2 separate regions of the Mus musculus genome follow, and region 2 is linked to region 1. Evidence: chromatin loops called from intact Hi-C (ENCODE). Cell type or tissue: gastrocnemius. All regions are shown on one strand. Each heading gives the region's core, and the rest is flanking DNA. Links, peaks and the distances in the headings are about the cores only.

The links. Peaks named below come from ENCODE experiments on the same cell type or tissue, not always from the same donor. Only the 100,000 strongest peaks of a DNase experiment are listed, where the experiment ranks them.
Region 2: it touches region 1 in a loop (4-fold over the local background); 4 of 42 quality-filtered maps call a loop at or near these places.

The regions. Positions count from the first base shown.
Region 1 is chr10:127,671,463-127,679,410 of GRCm38, reverse strand. Nemp1 (nuclear envelope integral membrane protein 1) reads right to left here and starts at 2,346. Exons shown (of 9, transcript NM_001113211.1): 1 at 2,184-2,346. The coding sequence starts at 2,313. It overlaps Gm16230 (a long non-coding RNA gene), which reads left to right and starts at 2,652. Exons shown (of 4, transcript XR_872178.1): 1 at 2,652-2,740; 2 at 4,429-4,614; 3 at 6,782-6,861; 4 at 7,043-7,076. In gastrocnemius, for the core only: a CTCF peak has its summit at 4,516 (motif pointing left); DNase peaks (open chromatin) are centred at 2,435 and 4,485; H3K4me3 peaks cover 1,767 bases; H3K27ac peaks cover 2,964 bases.
Region 2 is chr10:127,075,877-127,083,824 of GRCm38, reverse strand. It overlaps Agap2 (ArfGAP with GTPase domain, ankyrin repeat and PH domain 2), which reads right to left and starts at 4,918. Exons shown (of 19, transcript NM_001033263.5): 1 at 3,054-4,918; 2 at 1,403-1,461; 3 at 772-859; 4 at 532-617; 5 at 247-394. The coding sequence starts at 4,203. In gastrocnemius, for the core only: a CTCF peak has its summit at 3,985; DNase peaks (open chromatin) are centred at 3,896, 4,422, 4,883, 5,653 and 2 more places; H3K4me3 peaks cover 4,024 bases; H3K27ac peaks cover 4,146 bases.

The DNA.
Region 1 (7,948 bases), core at 1,839-6,838:
AGATTAGATTGCTGGTCAGCAGTCTAGCCAAACCTCTAAGTTCCAGGCCCACTAGGGGAGATTAAAGAATCAGACAGACATCAGACCTTTGGCCTATACTTGCACACATGTGCACATGACCCCCTCCAACCCCCCCCCCCAAATATGCTCAAGCACACACACCCACAGACACACACAAGCAATAAACTACAAGGGTTTTGCCTACTTCTTTACACTTAACTGTATTAATACTTGCTAAATAAATGTTTCTAAAACTCCCTGTGACAGTAACCAACCTTTGAATAAAATTCCATCCTACTATCTGAGAGCCTGGCTTTTAGAGTGCCGCAGATTGCTCTGACAGCTGACATCCACATAACCAGGTCGGCATTCCGACTTGCTCCTGGAGGTGAATTTTCTCCACATTAGGAAGCCCCCGAGCCTCCCTTCCTAGAAGAAACCTTGGAACCTTTGGTGACGCTCTGTAAACCCAGAATCCTGGAGGATGAAGCAGGGGGAGCCTGAGTTACAGGTCAGAGTTACACATGAGTTGCAAAGCAGCCTGCACGACACAGTGAGACCCTGTCTCAATGAAAGGAGGAAGGGAAGCAAGCAAGCAGAAAAGTGTGCTTTAGGTTACTTTTGTTGTTGTTGGTTGGTTGGTTTTTCCAGACAGGGTTTCTCTGTGTAGCCCTGGCTGTCCTGGAACTCACTCTGTAATCCAGGCTGGCCTTGAACTCAGAGATTTGTCTGCCTCTGCCTCCCAAGTGCTGGGATTAAAGGCGTGCACGATCACGCCCGGCACTTTTTTTTTTTAAGTTATTTTATTATTTGCTTATTTGTTTCCAGGTGTAGGTAGCTCCGGTTGTCCTGGAACTCACTACGTAGACCAACCAGGCTATCTTCGAACTGGAGAGATCTGTCTCCCTTGGCCTCCCAAGTGCTGGGAGTAAAGTTCTGAGCCACTATGCCTGGCTTTTTGCTTTCCGTTTCAATCCCCAGTGTCCTGTAAAGGAAATCTCAAAGGAACTGCTGACTGTGCTTAGTATCTCCTTATGTCCTCACACCCCGAGGCCCCATTTTGACAGTTTATTCAGGTGACAGTCCTTCCAAATCCTGTTCTAGGCTTTTAGGCCCTGATCCGGAAAAGAATCTTTCCTGGACATATACTCTCTTCCCAAAAGAAGTCTCCAGTCCCTCTTGAACAATATATTTATGGGTGTTGATCTTAAAGCCACAAGTGAGAGCAAGTGACAGGCAGGCAGGAACGGAAGGGGGCAGTATGAGAGTGGATGTGTGCTTACACGCCTTGGCTGTCTTTATTCTCTGGAGTTGCTACTCCCTCCAGTGGATGTTGGCAAACATCACTTATTTTCCCGGCCACTATTTAACAAGGGAGGGAAAACACGATTTCTTATCAACTTTTAATTTTTTTTTTTTCTGGTCGGGATCACAAAATAAGTTTCTTACCTAGTCCGGAGTTGACTGTCCAGCAGAAAGTACAAAATGAATGTGCTTGAAAGAATGAATAAACTTAGGAACTACGTCCCGCTTAAGCGGATGGCCTCTTATCTTTCCTGGGCAACTGGAGTATAATGACTCCAGGTGTGTTCTCCGGAGCTATTTGGGAGGAGGATCTTAACAGGAGGCCAGTGGTGGCACACACCTTTAATCCCAGCACACAGGAGGCAGAGGCAGGTGGGTCTCTCAACTCCAGGCCGGCCCGGTCTAAGGTGTGAGTTCCAGAACAGCCAGGGGCTACCCTGAGAGACCCTGTCTTGAAAAACATTCAGGTGAACTCTATTCCACTGTACCGAGACAGATCCATCCCTGGGGTGTTTTTAGTAAACTGAATGAGTGGGGCGTTTGCTTTCTCCTGACCTATTTCAGGGCGAAACCCAGAAATCCGTTTTAACTCAGAAATTCAAGAGACCTAGCAGCACCTCGGAGCCCCTCCGTGGTTTCCCCCCTAAAGGGTGTCAACCAGCCCAGGCCTCCCTTCCTGGGGAAGGCTCAGGCCTCCGCCCGACCCGAGCTGTCCGGAGGGCGGCCCGGGACCCGTCAGTGCGGACCGTCCCTGGAGCGTCTCACTCAGCGTCCCGAGCTGCTCCGAGTAACGGGCCGCACCCTCGGGATAAGAAACCACTTTTCCACATTTAACGCCCTCGCGCCCGACCCCTGGGCAGCCGCTGCCCGGGTGGTACCTGAGCCGCAGACCACGCAGCCGGCGACGACCAAGAGCAGCCATGTGGCGCCGCCGCCGCCCCCGGCCCCCCAGCACCGGGGCCCTGGACCAACCGCCGACCACACCGACACTTTGATTCCTCCCGCCATGGATGCCTCACACCGCCTCCTCCTCGCGTGCCCCTCCTCAGCAACTGTCTCCGAACGGGCAGCGCCGGCAGCCAATCGGCTGCGAGACCCGCCCCCACCCCCACCCGTGGAGCAGGCGGGGCCTCGCGCGCTCCGCCCTCCCGCGCCCCTAGGAGCCACACCTCCTAGCAACGCCAATCCTGGCAGTGACGACAGGAAGAGCCCGCCCTTTCCCCGCAATCTGCTTCCGTCCGCGGTTTATTTACAAATGAGATTGATGGAAAGCTTACCCAATAGGAAATCAGAATGAGAGGAGGCCTCCTGGACTGCGTGTTTCCATCGAAACGTCTCTTCTAGTTTTTCTTTCCTTTCTTCCTCGGCCCTTTTATGACATGCTAGCCAGTGGCAACTCTTCACGAGTAAGGTTCTCCCGTGACCGTTTTTTAAGGTAAAATGATTGCCAGCCTGTCTCCAAAGTTCTGAAATATTTCAGCAATAAGTACAGGATTATTGTGCGTTGTCAAGGTTTTGCAGGCATAAACAACGTTTGAAAATGTAGAGATAGAGCTGAGATAGAAACTCTGACTTCGATCCCCAGCACTGCAAGAAAAAAACAAACAGAAAACAAAACACCAAAAAAAAGTATTAATTTGGCTTCGGTTTCCTTTTTTGACTGAAGATGTAGCTAAACTGTGCACAAGGCCCTCGTTTCAATCACCAACGCCACAGGAATAAACTACAAGTCCCGAGCATTTCTGGTTTTGAAACGAAACAAGTGATAATTAAGACAGCTTATCCTCTCCATTTGGGAAAAAAAAAAAAAAAAGCCAAGGCTAAGAGAGAGAGAAAAAACACAAAGTAGGTTCTGAGCTCAAATCTAAGTTCTTTCTGTGGCTTAGGTGCCTCCCAGTACTTGCAGTCCAGGCACTGTGTGTGTAGCACTTACAGAAATTGAAAATTGAAGCACCTTTTTTTTTTTTTTTTTTTTTTTTTTTTGGTTTTTTGAGACAGGGTTTCTCTGTGTATCCCTGACTGTCCTGGAACTCACTCTGTAGACCATGGCCTTGAACCCATAAATCTGCCTGCCTCTGCCTCCCAAGTGCTGGGATTAAAGGCGTGCTTGTAATCCCATCACTTGGGAAGTTGAGAATGAAGGCTTGCTGAGAATTGAAGAGTAGCCAGGATTATAGAGTTTGAACCGTGAGAACCTGTATGTGTGTGTATATACATACATATATATACACACACACACACACATATATATACATATACATATATATATACACATACATACACACACACATATATATACACACACTTGTGTGTAGACACATGTATACATGTATATGCACATTTATACACACATATAGATGGCTTATTGCGATGGCTCGGTTGTGTAAACCTAGAACTCATATGACAGGAGAAAACCAACTTCTGCTCCCACAGGACCTCCATACTGACTCTGTGGCACACAATACCCCCCACACAATTAATGGATCGATTGATAAAAAAAAAAAAAAAAAAAAAAAAAAACTTTTAATGTCAAGGTTAACAGGAGGCGTGTTGGTCCATATCTGTTAACTCCAGCATTCAAAACACTCAGGTCAGAGGATCACAAATAAGATTAGCTTGCACTACACATCTAAAACCAACCTCAAAACAAAAACTTACATTAATGTGAAACAAGGGAAGACTAACAAACTATCCCAGACAAGGGAGCATACGTAAACACGATGAACCACATGTCATATAATATGGATCTTGGAACAGGAAGAAAAAAAAAAGCCCGAAAAACAAAACTGAGATTGCAAGCGTGAGTCACCTCTTCCCTGCCAGTCCGCCCTGCCCATCTTTCGGTCCTGCTTCGGTTTCTGTGAGTACTGTACATATTCTCTGCCTGACCTGCAAATGTCAAGCCATGTAGTGGGAAGGAGCCTTGTGCACCAGAAAACTTGGGTTTGAGCTCAGTAAATATAGACAAAAACTGTAATAGAAGCTGCAGAGCTGACCCCACAGTGAACAGTGTGGCACTGCTCCATCTAGCACAGGACGGAGTTTCTTCCCAGCACCCACTTCTGGTGGCTCACTGCCTGCTGTAACTGCAGAGATTCTAACACCCTCTTCTGGCATCCACAGGGTACTACATTCTCACTGCCTGCTGTAACTCCAGGGATCCTGTCACCCTCTTCTGGTCTCCAAGGGTACTACATTCTGCCTGCTGTAACTCCAGGGATCCTGTCACCCTCTTCTGGTCTCCACAGGGTACTACATTCTGCCTGCTGTAACTCCAGGGATCCTGTCACCCTCTTCTGGTCTCCAAGGGTACTACATAGGCACTCATGACAGGACATAACTGAAAATTAGAACAGAATGAAACCTTAAGCGTGTTTTTTCTTAATGTATGAGTCAGTGAGTCCTATGTATCAGTGGAAGGTAGCAGAAGAGATGATGCAGATATATGGAAAGTCTCTGCTACCTTTTCAGTGCTCAAGGAAGTCAAAGATGGGTTTTTCTTTTTGTGGTTTTTTTTTTAAGATTTATTTATTTCATGTATATGAGTACACTGTAGCTGTATAGATGGTCGTGAGCCTTCATGTGGTTGTTGGGAATTGAATTTTTAGGACCTCTGCTCCGCTCACTCAGGCTCAAAGATTTATTTATTATTATACATAAGTACACTATAGCTGTCCTCAGACACACCAGAAGAGGGCATCAGGTCCCATTACAGCAGGTTGTGAGCCACCATGTGGTTGCTGGGAATTGAACTCAGGACCTTTAGAAGAGCAGTCCACTGACTGCTTACCCACTTACCCACTTACTCTTACTCACTGAGCCATCTCGCCAGCCCATAGATGTGCAGTTTTTAGACAGAGTCTTGGCTATATGACCCTGGCTGTCCTGGAGCTTGTAGAGATGTGGCTGGCATCAAAGTCTGAGTGATCCTTCTGACTCTGCCTGACAAATGCTGGGATTACAGATATGTGTTGCCATGCTGGCACGCCTCGCTTGTCTTCCAGGCCTTCCCTCCCTCTGTCCCTCCCTCCCATTCTTCCTTCGTTTCCCTTTTTCTGGTTTTGCTGTGTTTTTTTGTTTGTTTGTCTTCAGATTTATTTTTATTTCATGTGTATGGGTGTTCTGCCTGCATGTATGTTTGTGCACCAATGGGTGTGATGCATGTGCTGGTTAGAAAAGGTCTGTGGATGCACTGGAACTGAACTGACAGTTAACTGCCAGATGCTGTATAGAACCAAACCTAGACCCTTTGCAACAAGTCCGCCTAACCACCGAGCCATCGCTTCAGCCTGGTCTTGGGCTGTGTGTGTTTGTGTATTATATAAATATTATATATACATATACATTGTATAGATATGGTTTCATGTGCCCCAGGCCATCTCAAATTTCCTATATAACTAAGGACAACTGTCAACTCCTACCCCTAACTCCCATGTGCTGGAATCGCAGGCACCGGCCTCCATACCAGGCCAGGCCAGGCCTTCCCATTCTCACTGCTGGCTGGGCTTTCTCTTTTGTTCTCACTAAAGTCAAAAACAGGTGAACTATTTTCAGGTTTGGGAACTAACTCCATCAGATCACTGACCACTCACCACTGCTATGATGAGACTAGGTTATCTCTAAACATGTTACACTTTCATCACCCAAATGAGTGCTGTCATTCAAAGAGAGCGAGTGAAGCAGTCCATGTCTTTTAGCACTGAGGAGACTCTTCAAAGCATTTCAAGAGTCACCTTTGGTGGCTATAATGCACATTCATTATCTGCAGGTGGATCTGATTTATGCAAATAGCCAAAATACTCAGGCCCAGGCTGCTGAGTGAATAGTGTAAATACTATGTTGGTAAATATGTTTCAGGTTTGGAGTTTTTGATGTTTTTTTGTTTGTTTTTAATTTAGAAGGATAACCTGGCGCACATTCACTATATAAAAGAGCAACCAAAAAGGAGATAATGACACATGCCTCTAGTCCCAGGGCTTGGGAGGCAGAGGACCAGGCAGGGCCAGCCTGGTCTACAGAGGGAGTTCCAGACAGCCAGGGCTACACAGAAAAACCCTGTCTTGAAAATATCCAAAGGAAGAGACAGAGAGAGACAGAGAGGGAGAGAGACAGAGAGACAGAGAGACAGAGACAGAGAGAGGAGAGCAACCGCACGGCCATCTAAGGCAGCATAGAATTACGAAAGAAGTGTTTGAGTAGTAAGATGTAGGAAGAATGGTGTCAGCAAGCCTGAGGAGGGACGCAACCCAACCCCTTGCAAGCTGCTCTTGTTTTCTGTCATAAGATGACTCTAGTCAGATTAGAGGGGCTTGGTTTGGGGCTTTTTGTTTGTTTCTTTTGTGTTTTGGGACCAAAAACAAAAACAAACAAACATACAAAAACCAGCCTCCTACAAGCTAGGCCAGTGCTCTACCATGACACTGTATCCCCAGTCCCCAGAACTAAAAGAATCATGTCTGTAACTTTTTGGATGTAGGAATTCTGAAGGTTTGAAGCCACTAACTGTTTGATGAAGTTAACTGAAAAAGGATGGAAGCTGTCAACTGTTTGATGAAGGTAACAGAACCAATCAATGACCAAATCCTCCTGCGTCTGTCCTGGTCTCCCCTTGCCACTGACCCACCCAGCCCTTGCCATCCTCGCTGGCATTTCCCTGTGGGAAGGAATGGCTTTTACTTTCTTTGAAGCTACCCCCCCTAGGTTTTTGTTGTTGTTGTTGTTTTGTTTTGTTTTCCAGACAGGGTTTCTCTGTATAGCCCTGGCTGTCCTGGAACTCACTTTTGTAGACCAGGCTGGCCCAGAACTCAGAAATCCACCTGCCTCTGCCTCCTAAATGCTGGGATTAAAGGCGTGTGCCACCACCACCCGGCTCCGGCTAGTTTTTTTTAATTTTTTGTTACTTCTTTAAATGTATTTAGGGTTGGAGATACATACAGACCTCGTGAGTCACCAGGCTGAACCTCACACCTTCAGACTTGGAAATGGTGATTCTTCTCACTGACCCCATCTCTTCCTCACCCTCTTTGTAAAAAAAACACCACCACCACCACCACCACCACCACCAAAAACAACAACAAGCCCTCTATTGTGTGGCATGAATGATTTGGGCAGGTGGTCAGAACAACTTCATGGACTCCATTCTCTCCTTCCACCTTTACACATGTCCTGGAGGTTCTTGGGAGCCATCTAGTCACTGTCCTGGTGCCCTCTGGAAAACAGCCCTCCTCTCTCCTAAATGCAGGTCTGTTCCTTCTACTCTGTGTTTGAGTCTTTATGGTCCTACCATATCTCCAAACAGCTATGAAGAAACAACTAAAGGGGATAGAGAGACGGCGCAGCAGTTAAGAGTCCTGGCTACTCTTCCAGAAAGCCTGAGTTCAATTCCCAGCAACCACGTGGTGGCTCACAGCCATCTATAATGAGATCTGATGCCCTCTTCTGGCATGCAGTTGTACATGCAGATAGAGCACTCATTAAATAAAAATCTTTAAAAAAACAAAAACAAAATCAAAAACAAAAACCTATAGCTGGAGAGATGGCTGATCAGTTAAGAGCACTGGCTGATCTTCCAAAGGACCAAGATCAGAGTCCCAGCACTCACACAGCAGCTCACAATTGTGGTGATTCCAGTCCCAGGGGGATC
Region 2 (7,948 bases), core at 1,001-6,000, 590 kb after region 1:
TTCCAGAGGGGGACAGAGATGGCCATTACAGCTGTCCTGCCCTCTCAGGCTGTCCTCCCTTCTCTGCTCAGACCTTGGGGAGTTTGTTTGTTCATTACTTCCTTATTTGGGCATCAGGCTCCCTCTAGAGGGATGCTGGAATCTAAATAGGCAGCCAGACACTTTCCAAATTATCAATCATGGTGGGCAGTACTTATCTACCCTTCACCCTCCTCTACAAGCAGGGCTTCCACGTCCTCTCCTTACCTTGGGTCCCAACCAGAGCCAGGGCCAGACCTCCTCGCCCCTCCCCCCGGAGGGAGCTCAGCTGCCCATGGAGACGGCTCACAGCCTGGAAGCTGCTCTCATCCTCCAGGCTGAAGACGAAGATCACAGCATCTGCCCAGCCTGAGAACTTGCAGGGGACGAGAAAGCAATCAGGGGTCACACAGGCCCACTCCCTCTGGGTACCATTCAGGATCTCCTAGCAAGCCAGGGAATGAGTGCTTCTGAATACCGACCCTAGGCAGCCTGCTGTCGCCACTGCCTCACCTTGGCATCGGGTGCCCCTGCTTCCTCCCGGATCAGCACCAGATGGGTCTGCCCATCCACTAGCATCTCCTTCTTGTACTGCTCACCTGCCCAGAAGAAGTTTAATGGGTCAGAGGGCAGCTCACCAGACCTCCTCACAGCCCCTTAACTTTAGCTCTTGCTTGGGCCTTGAGTGCCATCATGGTACCTGCCCAGGCACTAGCTCCCAGCCTTAGCTTACTGTGGCTCCTGAAGACTTACTCTCAATCTTCTCCAGCACCTGGTATGAACCCGTGAGGAATCTATGGATGAGGGACGACTTCCCACTCCTGACATCACCCAGCACACCCTAGAGGAGAGACGTGGCACAGAGACAGTAGGAGTTACCAAAGGGTAAGATGCTGGGTCTGTTCATGACCAGGGACTGGGCAGTGTCAAGCCATCAAAGGACCTTCAGAGCTTCCAGTCAACTGAGAAGGGTAGGGCATGCCATGGTAAGAAATGGTTCCACAGCTGAAGCAGACCACAAACTGAGCAATGCCTAGTTTGCTGTGTGTGTTGCTTAATCACACATTAAACATGTTTGTGCAGCAAGGCTTAGGTCTAGGCGTTAACTGCATTTGCCCAGTTCTTGGCAACAGAACACCAAGAGGTTTTGTTTGTTTGTTTGTTTTGTTTTTTAAGCTAGAAATGAGAAGCTGGGACAAACTGAAAGTGACTTAGAGAAGCTGTGAATATGTATGGAGCAGATCCCTCAATACTGCTCTGATGCTAAACTCAAAGAGTTCTTGGTTTCATGGAGAGGAACAAGGCGAAGCAAAGCAAGAGAATTAAGAGTTCCTGGGAGATGTAAGCCTTCCCTGCATGCAAGCCAAGAGACTGGGCTACCTACCAGGCGCAGTTCGGGAATTGATCGGCTCAAAGTCCATTCCTGGCTATTAACCACAGCCTCTGGAAAGGGAAAGCTACAGTAAGAAGGGAGAGTCTGGGCTAGGAGGACTCCTGTCCCCTGCCACTCTCTTTACTGAGGGGCTCACCTAACCCTGAGTGAGGACCCTGCCTGCAGTGGCTCAGGTCTGAGTGGTCCCCAGTCCTCCCATCCCAGCCGCTCTCCCCACAGCTGTTGCCACCACTCAGTGGTTGCTTAGCAACAGAGCTAGCAAGACAAAAATACTTCAGTTGGCATCTCCCTTAAACACATCCCCAAACGTGGGTCCTTGCCCCAGACCCGACTAAGACTTTACTAGCAATGGTTTCCCTACACTACAGAGAATAGAGTCCCCCCTCACTCTCCCCCCCCCGCAACATTCTTGGAGCAGATCCAAGAGGGAAGGCCTGGGTCCTAGAATGGAATGGGTCTTCTTACATCTCCGTTTCACACAAGATAGGTGAGGGCTTTCCTGCCCTTTTTCAAGGTCAGTGGTACAAGTAGTTCTAACCCCTGTCCATTGCCCAAGGGAGACAAAACTTAGGTTTTCCTCTGCCTAGACCTCCATGGCCTCCGAAAGAACGATGGGGGTAAAGCGCCATTCTCAAGCAGAGAGAGAAACCACAGGCCTGGGGAGAAAAGATTCTCCTTGCACCCGCCGGGTCCAGCCCCCGCGCCTGACACTGGCCGGACGTTCCCGGGGCGCCGCAGCTGCGGCGGGAACTCGGGGATCCGGAGCCATCTGCTCCCACCCGCTCAGAAGCCAAACCCCCCGGGGCCGCCCCCGCTTCCAGACCCGCCTCCCCTCCGGGGAATGTGAGCGGAACCGAGTCGTCGGTCGCACCCCCTCTCCCAACGCGCCTGTCTCTACCAGTTAGAAAATAATAATAAAGGCACCCCACGGGAGGAAAATTAAATAAATAAGGCGACCTCTTTGTATGGCCTCCCAAGTCTCCCGGGATAAGAATTGTCTTAGCAGCAGTTCTGCCCCCTGCCTCACACCGGGGTCAGCCCCGGGCGGGTTTCGGCGCCGCTGTGGGGCGGGGGTGGGTAGTGCGGGAAGCCAGGCTTCCTATCTGCCCCCTCTCAGTTCACATTTAAATCTGCACGTTCCAGCCCACGCTCGCTCAAGAACCGCCCAATCCACCTTCAGTGCGTGGAAAAGCAACCAGCCCGCTGTCAACCCAGGAGACCTGTCTCTGGCGAGGAGCTGCCAGCAAGGTCACTGCCACACCACCTGTGCCTGTTACTCAGGGGAAACTGAGGCTTCCACAATCCCTGCACCTCCAACGTCCCTCCAACACAAGCAAAGCTCCTATCGCCTTGTTTGCAGAATCCAACCAGAGCTGGGATTGGGGCCTGAGGCTTCTGTGGGAGGATTTCCTACAGTTGGCATCAACAAGGCCATCATCTCCAGGAAAGCACAGACTCGCTCGGAAAACACCCATCTCAGTCTCCTGGCTTCAGGACCTCTTCCTATCCTTGGCCCCATCCTTTGGTAGAGGAGCCTGCCTCCTCCATCCACCCAAGAGCAAGGCACCCCTCATTCTTACACAGTGTCCCCTCATCCCAAGTAAGCAATCAGGTGTCTCAGGCCCTGACCCTCCCTACTCACTAGGGGAGGTGCGTAGTTCTGCTCCCAGCAGCTCCCTGGACCCGCTGCTGGAAGACAAGCCTTGGGGTCCGGGAAGGGGCCCTGGACCAGGAGGCCCTCCTGTGCTCTTGGTGAAGATACCGCTGATAAACTTGAGCATCTTGCGGTCACGAGTGGACGCTCGGCCGCCCTCCCGGCCCCTTTTCAGCCCTGGAGCTGGTGGCTCCAGAGTGATAGGGGGTGCAGGCCCGAGGGGCTGCGTGGAGGTGGCAGTGACAGAAGTGGCTGGAACTGGGATTGCTGGCACGGTGAGCGGAGGAGAGCCGGCACTGGGTCCTGGGTGTAAGTCACTATTGTCCAAGGTCTTACTCTTGCCTTTCCGAGGGGACAACTTCCCTCTGGTTCCAGCCCCAGCCCCGACCCCACCAGAGGTCGTGACTGCAGCGCTCCCTCCCCCGCCGGCCGCAGCGGCAGAAGCTCCAGTCCCGGCGGTGCTCTTTGACCCCTTGACCCTGGGTTTGCCCTCGCTTTCGGGCCATGACAGGCGGCTGCCTGCGCCCTTGCCCCCGCCGGCTTTGGCTCCACTAGTGGTCACGGTCTTGAAAGGCTTGGGAGCAGGTGGAGGAGGCGCCACCTTGAGCCTTCGGCTACCGGTGCCAGGATGCGGGGAGGACGAGCCCGGGACTCCGCCACCCGTCCGGCCTTCAGGTTCCGGACCCCCCCAGCTCGGGCTGCTGAGTAGAGGGCGCCGGGAGGAAGAGGGGGCGCCTCCCGGCTTGGAGTCCGGGCTCAGCCCCCCGGAGAGCGGGGGTCCCGGAGGGGCGGCCCATAGGGACAGTCGGCGGCCCGGAGCCGGGGAGACCGGGCGAGCCGGACTGGCCGGAGCCGGGGACAGCGCGGGGGGCTCCGCACCCCCGGTGCCTGCGCTGCTGGTACTGATCCACAGCGCATCCTGCCGGTGGAAGAGACGCTCGTGCCGCTTCTTGCCGGGTTCCTCCGAGCCTCGGGGGCTGCCAGGATCTCGGGGCTCGGAGCCTCTGGCCCCGGGGGCGCCGGCTGCGGCTGCAGATGGAGAAGGCGGCGGCGGAGGTACCGACTCGAGCTTGACCAGGGTCAGCGAGATGAGGTAGGTCGTTGTCCGGCGCTGAAGCGCGCCCGCGCCCCGGCTCATGGGGCCCGGAGACCCCCGAGCTGGGGAGGGGAGGGGACTCCCCGGGTATGCCTCAGGGGGGCCCGGCCATGGGGCCGCCCTGCTCGCTGCCCCCAGCCCCCGGACCCCTCTGAGCCCCCGGCCCGGCTCCGCTGTCGCCGCCGCCTCCGCCGCCTCCTCTTGCGCCCCCCTCCCATCACATGGGGCGCCCCCTCCCCATGCTCCCCGCCCTGCGCCCCCACCCCCTTGGAGCCCCGGGACCTTGGTGCTGCTCCAGGGAGGCGCGCCGGATCGTGCACCCCGGTCTGGGTGGGGGCGTTGAGATGGGCGGAGGAGGGTGGAGAGGACAGTAGTGGGGGCAAATGGGGATGAAGGGAAAGAGGGTAGAAAGGGGGACAGGGGCCTGGGGGAGAAGCTTGGGTGAGGGGAAGGCAGGGGCGGGAATGCGGACTCAATGGGCAGAGGCCGCAGATGCAGTGGGAAAGGGGGGTCTTGAGGGTAGAGACTAGTGGGGCTGTCTGTGCGGGGGATTCGCAGGAGCACGGGGAGGATGCTAGGGATGGAGCTATTGGAGGCGGTGAGGGAGGAAAGAGGGAACGGGAGGAGATAGGAACCCACGGGTCTGGGGTCTGGGAGGGGAGGGGCGTGGATCCTGGAGAAGAGTAGGGGGGGGGGTTCGCCCGGGATCGGCTCGGTCCGGATGCGCGTTGTGTCCGGGCGCTCCCCTCACATTGAGGAGGAGGCGGCCCGCGGGCCCCCCCACCCCATCTCTCCTCCCCCCCCCCCCCAACACCGCTGTCTGCTAGGGCGGTACAAAATCCAGGACTGGATTTCCCTCCCAAAACCTGGACTGGATTTCCTGGTACTTGGAGTCACCTCCACCAACTACCTAGCCCCCTCATTTCTCACACCATGATTAGGGGACACGAATGTGGACTGTGACATTTAGGGACAAAGGTAAAAAAAACTGAACTATTGGCTGGACAGGTACAGGAACAGAGAGAACTCTTTGTCCCCGTCAATTCTGGGGAAGCTGAAATGGGCTATCCCTTCCCAGGGCCTTTCCCCTTCCCCTCGCAGGGTACCTGGGTGAGTCTCCCTTCTCATCACCCAGCTCCCTCTCCCACCCCGCTCCCACCCTATACTGAGTACTTGCACTGCGCCTTGAACTCATTGTCCCAAAGTGAACTTGGAAAGTGTCCCCAGGGATGGGGACAAACAAGGAACTTAGAAGGGTAGGGAGGGGGAGGGGGTTTGCCTCTGGAGGGGAGAAGCTTGAGGGCTTCTGAGCCCAATCAGCAGCATGAGTCAAAGGCCCAGCTCAAGGTGGAAGAAATACATCTACCGACTGACACCCCCCCTATTCCAAAATGCATCTAGTCTCCATAGCAACCGTAGCTCCAAGAGTGCCTCCGAAGCAGCAGCAGGGATAAGCGGAGAGGAGGGATCAGTGTGTAGGATGGGTGGGAGACCAATCAGGGGATGCTGGTTAGTGAAGGCCTTACTCTCACACCTGGATACCCACCTGCGGGGGGGGGGGCGGATTTTGCTCCCTGGACACAAGGAACCCCCTCAGCTGAGCCAGCGGGAGCCAGCCTTTTAGGTGTTTCCATTCAGTGTCCTGAGGTCTATGTAGCCCGGTTCTTACAGCAGGTGTGTGTGTGTGTGTGTGTGATGGGGGTGGGGGGAGGCAGAGCGAATGGACACCATTTGTGCTGTGTCCCCACCCCTTTGGGGGCTTTAGAGTTCAAGGCTTTGTCCTCCAGAGGGGCAGAGAAATATGAACAGTTAAGCCCTTGCAGAAGAGAGACTGAGACCCCATGGAGGGAGGAGAGATGCTGGAAGGAAGGAAGATCTCCCTGAAGCCTTGGAGACCCCTGCCCGGGATCTGGAGAGTCTCCGCGGTACTTTGATTTGGCGTCCCACCCTCTTGACGCAGCCCAGACTATAATAAGTGCTGCCGTGGGCGGCTCTTGGAGGCAGGAGCCAGCACCGTGTTCTTCGGCCTGGTAGGGGGTAAGGGTTGGGGGCTGAACCGGGATGCCAGGAGTCCTTTTGTTCTACAGAGACTCATTCCCACTCTCTCCCAGATCCCATCTTTGAGGTCAATGGTTTTTTTTTTTTTTTTTTTTTTTTTTTTAGGGATTGCCCATCAAACATCCTCAGGGCAGGAGACCCACCCTAATTTTTCCATGAAGGAGACAATTTCATAAATGAGAATTGTTAGCTTTTTAGTATTTGGGGGTGGAGTGGTCTCAGTTCGCCTTCATATTTAGTGTGAAAAGAATTCTGTCTCAGAAGAGAACAAATTACTTAGGAAGAGCACAGCTTTGCCAGGTGGTGCACTCTTTTGAGGAAGCTGAGGCAGGAGGATGACTCAAAGTTTGAGGACAGCCTGAGCTACACAGAGAGTCCAAGGGGAGCCCGAGATAGAGAGCAGGACCCAAATTCAGACTCAAAACAAAAACAACAACAACAACAACCCCCCCCCAAAAAAAACCCATAGTGTCGGACTGGTAGAGCCCTTGCCTATCACGATAGGAGGCCTGGGGGCCCTAGGTTTTATCCCCAGCAACACACACCACACACAAAGATACAGAGAAACGTCTATCAGCCTCCACTCTCTCCTTACCCTACTTTCTTTCTTCCTTCCTTTCTTTCTCTTCTTTTGGATAGCTGAGTCTAGGACTTGCTCTGTAATCGAGGCTGCTCTAGAACCAAGGTTGTGAGATTATGGTGCTAGGGACACTGGGGTGCCCCATCACACTAGCTCCCCGCCCCCCCCCCCCCAGGACTAAGAGAATTCCTTTGCCTGGTCCCAACCCCATGCTGTTCCAGACAAAGGTGAAATCTAGAGTTTCCCCCACTAGGCAGTCCTGTGGACTAGCCTCCCTAGGACTTCCTTTCTCATCACTGTGGCTATCCGGGAAGATGCAAGTATATTTCCTGTCAGAGGCTTGTGTTCTGGAGCTGAAAGAGACGCTAACTTCAGAAGGGTAATGAGAAGACAGAGGCGTGGAAGCTATCCCACTAAAACCCTAAATCAATCATGCCTGCCTCCAAATTGTGCCCTGGTGTCAGAAGGTGTTTGTTTGTTTGTTTTGACACTCCCTTCCCAAAGAAGTAGCTGGGAGCAGAGAGGTCTGATAACTGGAATGATCAGGGTCTGATGGAGGACGGGCTTGTTTCTCCCTGACATAATTCACAAGCAAGAAAGCCAGCTTCTTGGGAATCCAGAAATGGATGGAGTGTAACAGCCCCCCAGTTCCTCAGTGCTGGGCCTCATGGATGGAGAACAGACTTGCCAGGGCCCCAGCACAGGATCCAAGGCTACAGTGGGCAGGAGGATGTGGCGGATGCTGTTGCCATGACAGCACTTCCTCCCAGTGTTGTCATCAGTTACTCTAATGGCACTAAGGAGGTAGAACGGAAGGAACCCAAGGGGAAGACAAGAAGGGGAGACAGAAGGAGAGGGGACTGAGGCAAGTCCTGGGGTCCTTGCTGCACTGCGGCTGTATAAAGTGTGGAGTCTTAAGGGTTAGTGTGTCTGGGAACCTGACATCCTTTGTGGTGTATCCCCCCCCCCCCCCGTGTGTGTGTGTGTGTGTGTATGTGTGTGTGTGTGTGTGTGCTTCTCTACAGCTGGAGAACAAGAGGTCACTGATCTTTAGTGGGTCCTGGGAATGAACACGTTACCGAGTCCCAGAACCTTCTGTCCCGACAGCTTCCTGTTCTAGACTCCTCAGACAGGGACTCCATCTATCGG